2 separate regions of the Homo sapiens genome follow, and region 1 is linked to region 2. Evidence: chromatin loops called from intact Hi-C (ENCODE). Cell type or tissue: PC-3. All regions are shown on one strand. Each heading gives the region's core, and the rest is flanking DNA. Links, peaks and the distances in the headings are about the cores only.

Region 1 (2,500 bases), core at 1-2,500, 420 kb after region 2:
CAGTACTCGAAGTATAGATCCTACTGAATGTGAATGCTTTCACACCATTGTAATTCTGAAAAATTTTAACTGGAACATCATAAGTCTGGAACCGTCTATATTCAGCATCAAGTAAGACATTATCATTAAGGAATAAAATTATTGGCATCATTAGGAAGATTGGAAGAAAAAGTTTTATCTCTCCTTTGCCACAGCAAGTAAAGCCATTAGCATTTATACACTTGTTCATTTTTTACAGACAGGATCTCCCTATGTTGCCCAGGCTGAGGTGCAGTAGCTATTCACAGGCACAATTTAATAGCAATTTTATGGGCACAATTTTAGAGCACATGACAGCCTCGAACTCCTATGCTTAAGTGATCCTCCCAACTCAGCCTCCAGAGTATCTGGGACCACTGCACCTGGCTCTCATTGTATTTTCAATGTCTTGTTAGAAATGTCATTGCACTGCTGAGACTACCAAATGCAATAAAAGCCATTGCCACAGAAGTATTACGAAAGTAGTTAATATGGCTTCCGACAAAATTAAATCAGCCACCTCTACAAATGAGTTGTGTCTGTGTGTGTGTGTGTGTGTGTGTGTGTGTGTGTGTGTGTGTGTGTAAACATACATAGACAGAACTGAGTAAAGGAGACTCCATCCCTATTGCTGGAAAAATAACCAAAGCTGTGCACTACTGAGGATAAAAAGATCATCTTCATGTCAGAAGAACAGCAGCATATTTTCCATTTTTGTGACCCAAACGTATCAAGAGTTTATATATTGGGAGAAAGGCAAAATGTATTTGGAATACAACTTAGCTGACCTCAAATAAAACTTTATTCCTCCTTTCCTCTAAGATTCCTACATTATGTAAAAGTAGTAAGATCCAGTTTTGTAAAGTCTTACTAGCTTCCTGGATGTTCTTTATCCATTTTGCTAAATGACTCCCTAAAAATACATAAATTTCATAAGTCACAGGTTGTCCTTGGAAACAGCATCAACTGAGATCCATGTTCTGCTTATAGCTTCCTTTGTCCCATCAAATCATGCATTCTGATTCCTTCATTTAGCAATCAAGAAAAAAACACTTAGAAATGTTAATCATCATTAGATTTTCCTCTTCTCAGTTTGTTCTTTCCACTCCCAATCTTATCTATCAACTCTGGTCTTAGATTTCATTCATATTATTTTAAATAAACACAAAGAAACTCCAAGAAACAGATATGTATCTCGCCACACTTAAGTCCAGCAGAGTCTCTCAGGACGCTTCTCCTCTAACAATAGCAGTCCTCATATGAGGTCTACAGCGCTCACAGAGGCAGGCAAGGAATCCTGTTTATTTACATGATTCACCAGCTAGTGTGCATTTCTTTAAGTGTTGTCTTTTCCTTTAAGATGTAAGCTATGGCCAGATATCACTCTTGTTATCGGAACAAGGGATCAGAACCTCAAAACTGTACCTGCCAGCACTCAGCGAAAAATGAGATTACCATCAGGGCCTACTGGAAGTTGTCCCAAAGGTTACCCGATTTCTATCGCATTATTCCTCTAAATCTGATTGCCTTTATTTCTTTCACACAACATTTTTGTAAATCCAAAATGTCTCTTAATCATTTAGAAGACTGAAATCATAGTACTAACATTCAAACATCTAAAATTATTTAATATTGACTACGTGAACTAAAAGAAATACATTAATCTAAACTGAGAGTACATTCTGTCAATCTCATTGGGTAAGGTGTCTAATGTATGTTTTTAAGTCTCCAGAAATGACCCCAAAAGAGCAAATGGCACCAAAACCCTCATTCTGAAGTACACTTAAATCCAAAATGTTGGGGGTTTCTTAGTTTTCAGTTTTTTTAACATGGCTGGGACTATCAAAATATCCCATCTTGTCCTTGTCACCCCCACTCCTACAAATGTTCTCTGCCTCAACAGCTCATAATGTAGTGGTACTGCTTTCCTGTCTCCATCTACATATATGAGAGTTTCTCTGTCATCTTACTTGACAGTGTGGGATACAGTTAAAACAAATCATTCAATTTCAAGATCTACCACAAAGACCAGAATCCTATCAGTACTTTTAACTTTAAAATGAAAGTAAAAGTTTTTTCTCAGCTATAAAAGTTATAGAAAAATAAACAGGCACACTTCCTTTGAATGAAGTTATACTAATATCTTCAGTCTAAGTACTAAAATGACCATGTAAATTATTTACATGCTAATATGAAAGACACAAGAAAGAGAGCTGTAGTCAGAAACGTTTTCAAAAGACATCACATTGGCTATAAAAAGCTACTGAATATTGTTCTAATGGCATTGACGAATCTACTGAAATCACAATGAAAAAAAAAAGCCCAAATGAGCAATGTACACTTTAATTAATTTAATTCAGGTAGTATTACAACTCCAAGTCCCAAGATACAAGAAAAAAGAGAAATACAGTACAACACAGTGTCTCTTAGGAAAGGAACTGCTGCAGGATTTGAGACAATGAGCGTTTAGTACAGCCCAGTG
Region 2 (8,576 bases), core at 3,477-5,976:
TATCCAGCTGAACTGAGCCAAGTAGGAATGCACAGAATGCATATCCACACACATCTTAAATATCTACCTCACTTAATGCAAGAGTTAAACGTCAAGGTTTGTTTTTGTTTTGTTTTGTTTGCTGTTGTTTTTTTCTTTGCATTTGTAAACTTGTTTATTAAAAAAAACTCTTTCATCATCTTATATATGTCTAAATGTCTTGGCTCAGAAATGCCAAATTATGCATGCAAAAGGAAAGCTTTAAGAACTGAGAAGAAGCTTGAAAGAGTAAAGCACTCTGAATGAAATGAGAGAACATGTGATACATTCTGAGCAACAAATGTAAAAGAATCCATACTGCCAACCATCAGAGACAACACTGGGAAATAAAAGAAAATTCTATGGTCAGGAAAATTTGGGTGCTGGAAGTCAATAAGAGCAAGGCCTAAAGAAGAATAAAAATATAGAAAGATTGTAAAGTATATGGACTGAAGACCAAATGTTAAGAAAATTGGAAACAATCTTTTCCCTAATCAAAGAGACAGCACTATCTATATTCAAAGACCCTAAATAGAAATTACCAAATCTTGCAGAAGTGGTTTTTGTTTTGTTTTGTTTTAGTGATAACAGTGTCTTCAAACATGGCAAGAACTTCCAAAGGCTTCAGCTGTTGGATGGAGCTGTAAGAACAAATTAGATAGCCACAAAAAAAATTCCCAGCAGTGATACAGAAGGCAATTAAAGAAAACAGCTGTCCTTTAGATCAAATTCTCTATTTTGAAGAATGGAGTACTATTATCATTGTACGCCTGAAAAAAACCTACCTTTCAAAGGCAGGAAAACATACCCCAGGATTCACAGCTGTGAATTGTATACAACTGATGCTGGCTGGCTCAAGCACAAGGATCTACAGTTATCCGTATCTGGTATTACAACTTTCCATTCTTCAGAAAATGGTTCTTCTGCCATTTAACAATAACTCACGAGTCACAACCCTTCAATGCCCACTTCCACAAACAAACTTTATGTCCTTTTCAAGATAAGGTATCATATTTATTGTAGTACTTTTGTATGTCTTGACCATTTAACCTGTGTAAGACTGTGCTACTGTTTTTATTAGGTTTCTGTCTTTTTTTTAATATGTCACAAAGAAGTTTTTGAGGTTTTGCCTAATTTTTCCCATAAGCCTCATGGTTTTTATTGTGCAGCTTTGCATAGCACTTTCATTCTGAGGAACACATATATCATGTTATAGCAGAACTAACAGTGTTACTCTTCAGAGATGGCCACTACCTTTCTGCAAATGCAAGTCATCTACATATTATAGTTAGGATGACAATTATCCAGAAAGATTACAGTCAATAAGATGAATAGTTTTGTCAATAACGGTAGCACAGAGAGAGAGGGAACTGGGGTTTTTATCTCTATGTTGACAACTCCCAAATGTATATGTTGAGCTCAGATTCTTCTTCTGGACTCCAAACTCATATAATCAAGCACATACTTGACATTTCCACTTGGCCTTCCTCCAGTCATCTCAAATGCACTTAACATGTCCAAAATGGAACTCTTTATCTTCTCTTGGAAAACTTCTCCTCCTCCAGTTACTACTGTCTTAGTAAACTTCCCCTCTGCTTTTGCCCTTTCTCCTATTCATGCCCAAGCCTTGCTAATCCTGAACAACTCCCCCACACCTGCCAGTTGCATCCCAATCATCACCAGACCTGTCTGTCAGTCTCCCAAATGCACTTTCAGTCTTTGTAACTTCTCTCTACTCCAATGACAACACTTGGTTTACATCTCCCTGGGACCATCATAGTCACTCAGTTGTACCCCTGCTACATGTTCTTCCCAGAGTAGCCTGAGTGTTTTGTAGGAAAAACTAAAGTCAGATCACAGCTCTGACTAAAGCATCTAATTGCTTTCCATTGCAGGTTTTATAATCCACAGAATCCCTCAAGGTGGGCAGGACATGGCCCCAGACTGCCACTTAAATCTCATTTGACAACACATCCCTCACATTATCATTAATTGTATCCAAAACCTGGCTTACTGGAGCCACGTTCTTTCTTGCCCCATACATTCACACATACTGTTCCTCTTCCATGCACATCTCACTTGTTTAATTTCTACTCAGCCTTTAAGGTCTCAGGCAAATATCAATTTTTCAGAAAGACTTTTTCTACTTCTTTTCTAAATTAGCAACTCCTTCATTTGCTTACTGATGGAGGTGTTTTCATTCACAACACTTTTTAAAAAATTTTGGCAAACAATTCTTTTTTTACATTTTTGTTGTTTTTGTTTTGTTTTGATTTTTTAAAATAAATTTAGGGCACAAGTGCAGTTGTGTCACACGGATATATTGTGTAGTGGTGAAGTCTGGACTTTTAGTTTACCCAATACCCAAATAGTGTAGGATTTCATCTCTCACACCCCTCCCACTCTCCAATTTATGGGCACCTCCAATGTCTATTATTCCACTTGGTGTGTACATGTGTACCCATTGTTTAGTTCCACTTTTAAGTGGCAACATGTGGTCTTTGACTTTTTGTTTCTGCATCATTTCACTTAATAATGGCCTTTAGTTCCATCCATGTTGCTGCGAAAGACATTATTTCATTCTTCTTCATGGCTGAGCAGTATCCCATGGAGTATATATATTCCATTTTCTTTATCAAATCATCTGTTGATAGACACTTAGGCTGATTCCAAGACTTTGTTATTGCAAATAATGATGTGATAAACATATGTTTACTCATAACACTTCTGACACCAAAATGAGGGGTTGTTTTTCCTCCTGAAACAAACTGAGTCTCCTACAATTCAATTCAATTGAATTCTGACACCCCCAGAGTTAACATCAGACTCCACAGGTTTAAGAGCTCAATCCCACAAGACTGCCCTTACTTCACAGGCCAATCCCAAGTATGAAATCCCCAGGCCACCCGCCCTTCTGTCCAACATAGCTACAAAGTTAGGGATTCCTACAACCCTCTTTTTAGAACTGATCATTGACTACAACTCATAGAACTCAGGAAAGCACTTAACTTACTATTTCTGGTTTATTATGAAGGGTAAAACTCAGGAACAGACCAATGGGAGAGATACACAGGGCAAGGTATGGGAGAGAAAATAGAGCTTCCATGCCCCATCTGGGCACACCACCCTCCAGGAACCTCTGCATGTTCACCAGCCTGGAAGCTCTCCAAACCCCATTGTTTATGTTTTATTTAAGGAGGTTTTATTACATACACATAATTGATTAAATCATCAGCCATTGTTGATTAGGACAGAGTCCAACCTTTCTGCACTCCCTGAAGGTTGGGGAGTGGGGCTGAAATTTCCAAGCTTCTAGACAAAGTTTGGTCTTTCTGGCCCCCAGTCTCTATCCTGAAACTATATTAGGGGCCCAGCAAGAGAGTTGCTTCATTGGAAAAAAAGGTGCTTCTATGATTGTTATCAATCACGAAACTCCAAGAGTTTTGGAAACTCTGTGCCAGGAACAAAATCCAAATTTCTTTCTATGATACCACACTGATCTTGTAATTATTATCCTTCTTAAGATTTATCACAGTTTGCATATATTTATTTATTCACTTGAATAATTCTTTGCTAAATTCATTATTTCTCACTAGACTGTGAATTCCATGAAATCAAAGAGCATCTCTATTTTGGTCACATTATTGCATAACATATGCCTGGTACATGGTATGCGCTTAAAAATATTTACAGAATGAATAATTTCCTTCAGAAAATGTTCATCACATATTGTGGATTTTGAATTAACTTCTGGAACCATATCTAAGAAAAGGGTTTTTTTTTGTTTTTTTTTTTTGAGACAGTCTCACTCTGTCTCCCAGGCTGGCGTGCAGTGGCATGATCTCAGCTCACTGCAAACTCCGCCTCCCGGGTTCAAGAGATTCTCTTGCCTTAGCCTCCCAAGTAACTGGGATCACAGGCACCCACGACCAGGCCTGACTAATTTTTGTATTTTTAGTAGAGACAGGGTTTCACCATGCTGACCAGCCTGGTCTCGAACTCCTGACCTCAGGTGATGTACCCACCTTGGCCTCCCAAAGTGCTGTGATTGCAGGCGTGAGCCACTGTGTGCCCAGCAATTTTTTTTTTTTTTTTTAGAAATGAGGTCTCAGTATGTTACCCAGGCTGGTCTCCAACACCTGGTCTCAAGCAATCTGCCAGCCTCAGCCTTCCAAGTGCTAGGGTTACAAGCATAAGCCACCACATCAGCCTAGAACACACAATTTTAACATAATCAGATAAACATAAAAATAGCAATTATTAGCATGTTGATTATTTGCAATTCACCTTAAGGACAACTTTATTGATTATTATCTATTATTATCTCCACTTAACAGTTGAGGAAACTGAAACTCAGGAAAGGTAAGCAATTTGCCTAATTTTACACGGTCGATGATAGAAGTTAAATAGCAAGTGCTCTGAACACTCTCTTAAGAGACAGAAAGAACTTACTCACCCTGAGGGAGTTGAAAAAGGTTTCACTGAGAAGTGACACTTGATCTGAATTTTAAATAATGAGTCAGAGGTTTCCAAACAGAAAAATGGTATGAGGGCATTCCAGGAAGAAAAAGGTATGCATAAATGTGGGAAAGGGCATGACATATTTGTTTAAGGCAAAGAGTTCACAGGAGCTGAATTCCTAAGTTACTTGGCAGAAAGTACACAGAAAAGAGGCAACAAAATTAGGTTTGGACCAAATTGGGAAAGGCTTGCATTAAATCTAATCTGGACAAGGGAAAACCAATGGTGGATTTGGTCTAAAAAAAAAAATCCAGGTAGCTTTCTATGACTTAAAATGCTAGGTATATACAATTCTGCCAAAGAGAAACAAAAGTGTCAGACTTATTGAAACACACAGATGATAAAAGACAAAAGTTAGGAGTTCCTCATTTAAAATAAACCAACAGCTCTCTTCCTCTTTTCTTCACTTCCTTTCCTGGACACTTCAGTCCTAGCCAACCAGGTGTAGTTGAGCATGTGTCCATCTCAGCCTGGGAGAGCCACAGTGGTCAAGAGTGAGAATTGAGAGCAAGCTAAGGGTAATGAGAGCGTCCACCAAAGGAGGCAGCCCAAGGTGGCCTGACAGTGCTTCAGTAGGATAAGGAAAACATCCATGTGAGCAGGCAGCCTGGCAGCAGGTGTTGGAACCTGAGCACATCTATAGAGGCATAGCCCAGGTGCAGGATCTCAAAGCCAAGCAGGGTAAGGAAGACACCCCTGAAGGGGTGAGCCCAACACAGGGAGTCAAAGCCCAAGCAGCATGAGGAGGGTGTCTGTGTAGGAGGGATGGCATGATAAAAAGAACTGGGTGTCCAGGTCAGGTAAGGAGGATGTCTGGGTATGGGGGGTGATCCAGTGTAGAGTGTCAAGACCAGTTGTGGTGAGGAGGGTTTCTTTCTGGGATAGTGGCCAAATGTGGGGTGTAAGAGCCTAATGGGAGTAAAGAGAGTGCCTGCATGGGTGCCGTGATGTGGCAGTAGCCAGGAATGAGGATGTAAAACCTGAATGGAGTGACGAGGATGTCCCCATGAGGAAAGAAATAGGATCAGCAATGGTGAGAGGTGAAGCCAGTGGACTTCATGCATCGAATGGGGACTTGGAGAACTTTTCTGTATTACAAGAGGATTGTAAAACACAGCAATCAGCACTCTGTAGCTAGCAAGGGGATCATAAAATGCACCAATCAGCGTGTTGTAAAATGTACCAATCAGCGTGTTGTAAAAACGCACCAATCAGCACTCTGTAGCTAGGAAGAGTATTGTAAGATGCACCAATCAGCACTCTGTAAAATGCACCAATCAGTGCTCTGTAAAATGGACCAATCAGCACTCTGTAAAACGCATCAATCAGCAGGATCCTAAAAGTAGCCAATCACAGGGAGTATTGAAAAAAGGGCACTCTGATAGGACAAAAACAGAACATGGGAGGGGACAAATAAGGGAATAAAAGCTGGCCACCCCAGCCAGCAGCAGCAACCCGCTGGGGTCCTCTTCCAAGCTGTGGAAGCTTTGTTCTTCCACTCTTCACAATAAACCTTGCTACTGCTCACTCTTTGGGTCTGTGCCATCCTTAAGAGCTGTAACACTCACTGTGAAGGTCTGCAGCTTCATTCTTGAAGTCAGCAAGACCATGAACCCACTGGAAGGAACCAACTCCGGACACAATGGGAATGAGTTCCTTACTCGTAGATTGATCAACAAATAAGTACCTTAAGGGTAATGTGTGCAGATTGCTCATGAATGAACTGCAAATATGGAACTTTATGGTTTTGTCTGGCATTGGAGGCATTAGTGTAAACTCAGGTCTTTCAAAATATATGTTAGATATAGAAATAAATAGAGGTGTGTGCCTGTGTGTATATAATGAGAGGGCATGAGATAAAATGAAAGGCAGGAAGCACAGCTAGCACCTTGATCTTGACTTCTAAAGACCTTTATCCATTGAGAGCTAGGGATTTTGTGAAGAAGTAGCTGATTCCAGGCTGGGGGAGAAAACTACAGTGTGAGCCTAGAACAACTTGTGGTGTCTAAAAGTGAGGAAGTGCTCAAAGAATCATAGAGACTTGTAGAAAAAAAAAAAAAGTCAGGTTGAAGGGGCTTCCACTAGGCAAATCAGGGATAATTTGGAGGTCAAAATGAATACAAAGTGGCAGACAATAACGCATTAAATAAAACAGGAAATCATGAGTCTATATTAATATAAGCAAACAAGCAAACAGATTGAAACTATGCTGAGAAAGAGGATTTTACATAGTCTCATATACTTGCCCCTGCAAAAAATGCTTATTAACTGCAAAGGGAAAAAGAGTCACCTCACAGTGAACAACCTTGGCAGATGCCACCTCATTCAAGGATTAAACACCAGTGATAAGACAAGATGTATTTTATCAGGTCCACCTGATAAAATACAAAGAACAGAACACAGTATCATTTTAAAAATATTTATGCCAAAGATGCATTACCTGAAACTAAAGATAAGGAAATGTTAGACAAACCCAAAGAGATAGTCTCTAAAATAATTGACCTGTAATCTTCAAGTGTCAGAGTGTTAGTTAAGAAGAGACTGAAGAAGTAACTGTTCCCTATTGAAGGAGACTACACACATGACAACTAAATGCAAGCTGCGATTTTGAACTGCATTCTTTAGATACAAAGGATGTTATTTACACATGGGCTGAGGACGAGATGGTAGTAAGGTATCAATGTTAATTTCCTGATTGTGAGTGTTGTATTGTGGTTATGTCCTTTTTTATAGGAAATGCACATTCAAGTATTCAGGGATGATGAAGCATAATATCAGCAACTTAAGAATAGATTCAGAAAAAAAGGTTCTTTGTACTTTATATCCACAGTTTCTGAAGATTGAGATTCTTCTTCTAAAAAAAGAAACCAACAATAAAATCCCATGTGTGTGTCAGCTGAGTTCTCCAGAACTCAGTTTGAGCTCAAACATAATGCAGGAGGACCTTCATTCTTCAAACCCCAGGCAATGTACTGCTTCCCTTAGCAACTTACTAAAAATCATATTCGTTCTTACTTTAACACACAATTCTTAACACATCATTCTTGGTTTTCAATCTTTCTGGCCAATGACTGATTACATGACCACTATTGAAGCAGACCAAAGACTAACGGGCGCGCTTGTAAAATAAATAAGTAAATAAATGTAAAAGGTGAAGGTTATTTAGCTTGCTGCAGGAAGGGAGACAGCACTCCATAGGAACATAGGAGCATGTCAGTAATGGGGAGGGGGTTAAGAAAAGGCTTCTTATGGGAGTTGAGCTTATGTTGGATGATTCTAAGGAGTTAAATAAGGAAACAAGAACCAGTTCTGAATTGGGAGCTTTCAAGAAGAAGGAAAAAGTCAGTGATTGGGAATCTTAACATTTTTTGTCTAAGAGATAAGAAGAATAAAGCGAATCTAGAGTTGCCACTGGTAAAAAAGCAGCAATCATTCATGTTAGTCAAAAGAGGTGGGTATTTAGTCATTTCTCTGGTCACGTAGCAGTCTTGTCTATGCCTTGTTCTTAGCATTGTTTATGCGAATGTTAAGAACACAACGTTGTGATGGGAGAGAATATTGCGGTCTGGTTTTCATCAGGGCCATGTTTCAGTTCCTCACCAGAAAAATAGACAGAGATGAGTAGTACTGTAAGATGCAGACACAATGCAAACACAGGAAGTAATCACCAACAACCTGCTATTAAGAAAGCAACCAAAAAATTAAAGAAAAAACATGGACCCAAGATAATTATAATAATAATCTGCTAACTGCTGCCAGTTCCTAGGACTGTTCTAAGGGCTGTACATGTTCTAAGGGCTGTACATAAAACATTTTTAATTCTCAAAGATATATAATAAATTATCTCATATTATTATCTCCATTTTGCACATGGGAACACCGAGGGACAGAGAGATTAATTTCCCCAGTGTCACTCTGCTGGTAAATAGCGGACCCAGAATCACTATATAACATAATGGTGGATTTCCACATTCAATGACTAAACATTTACTGAAATCACGCTATATAAAGTATTAGCTGGACATTATAGGGAATAA

What was found. A loop is a pair of places that touch in the nucleus more often than their neighbours do. Peaks named below come from ENCODE experiments on the same cell type or tissue, not always from the same donor. Only the 100,000 strongest peaks of a DNase experiment are listed, where the experiment ranks them.
Region 1: it touches region 2 in a loop (6-fold over the local background); 2 of 110 quality-filtered maps call a loop at or near these places.

Annotation. Positions count from the first base shown.
Region 1 is chr4:71,188,489-71,190,988 of GRCh38, reverse strand. All of the region lies in intron 1 of SLC4A4 (solute carrier family 4 member 4), which reads right to left. Among named protein-coding and RNA genes, the nearest start is that of SLC4A4, 2.5 kb to the right of the region's middle. In PC-3, for the core only: a CTCF peak has its summit at 1,280; a DNase peak (open chromatin) is centred at 1,298; H3K4me3 peaks cover 764 bases.
Region 2 is chr4:71,604,471-71,613,046 of GRCh38, reverse strand. No RefSeq gene overlaps it. Among named protein-coding and RNA genes, the nearest start is that of GC, 180 kb to the left of the region's middle. In PC-3, for the core only: no CTCF peak of the experiment used is centred there; DNase peaks (open chromatin) are centred at 3,696 and 4,566; H3K4me3 peaks cover 1,620 bases; H3K27ac peaks cover 2,194 bases.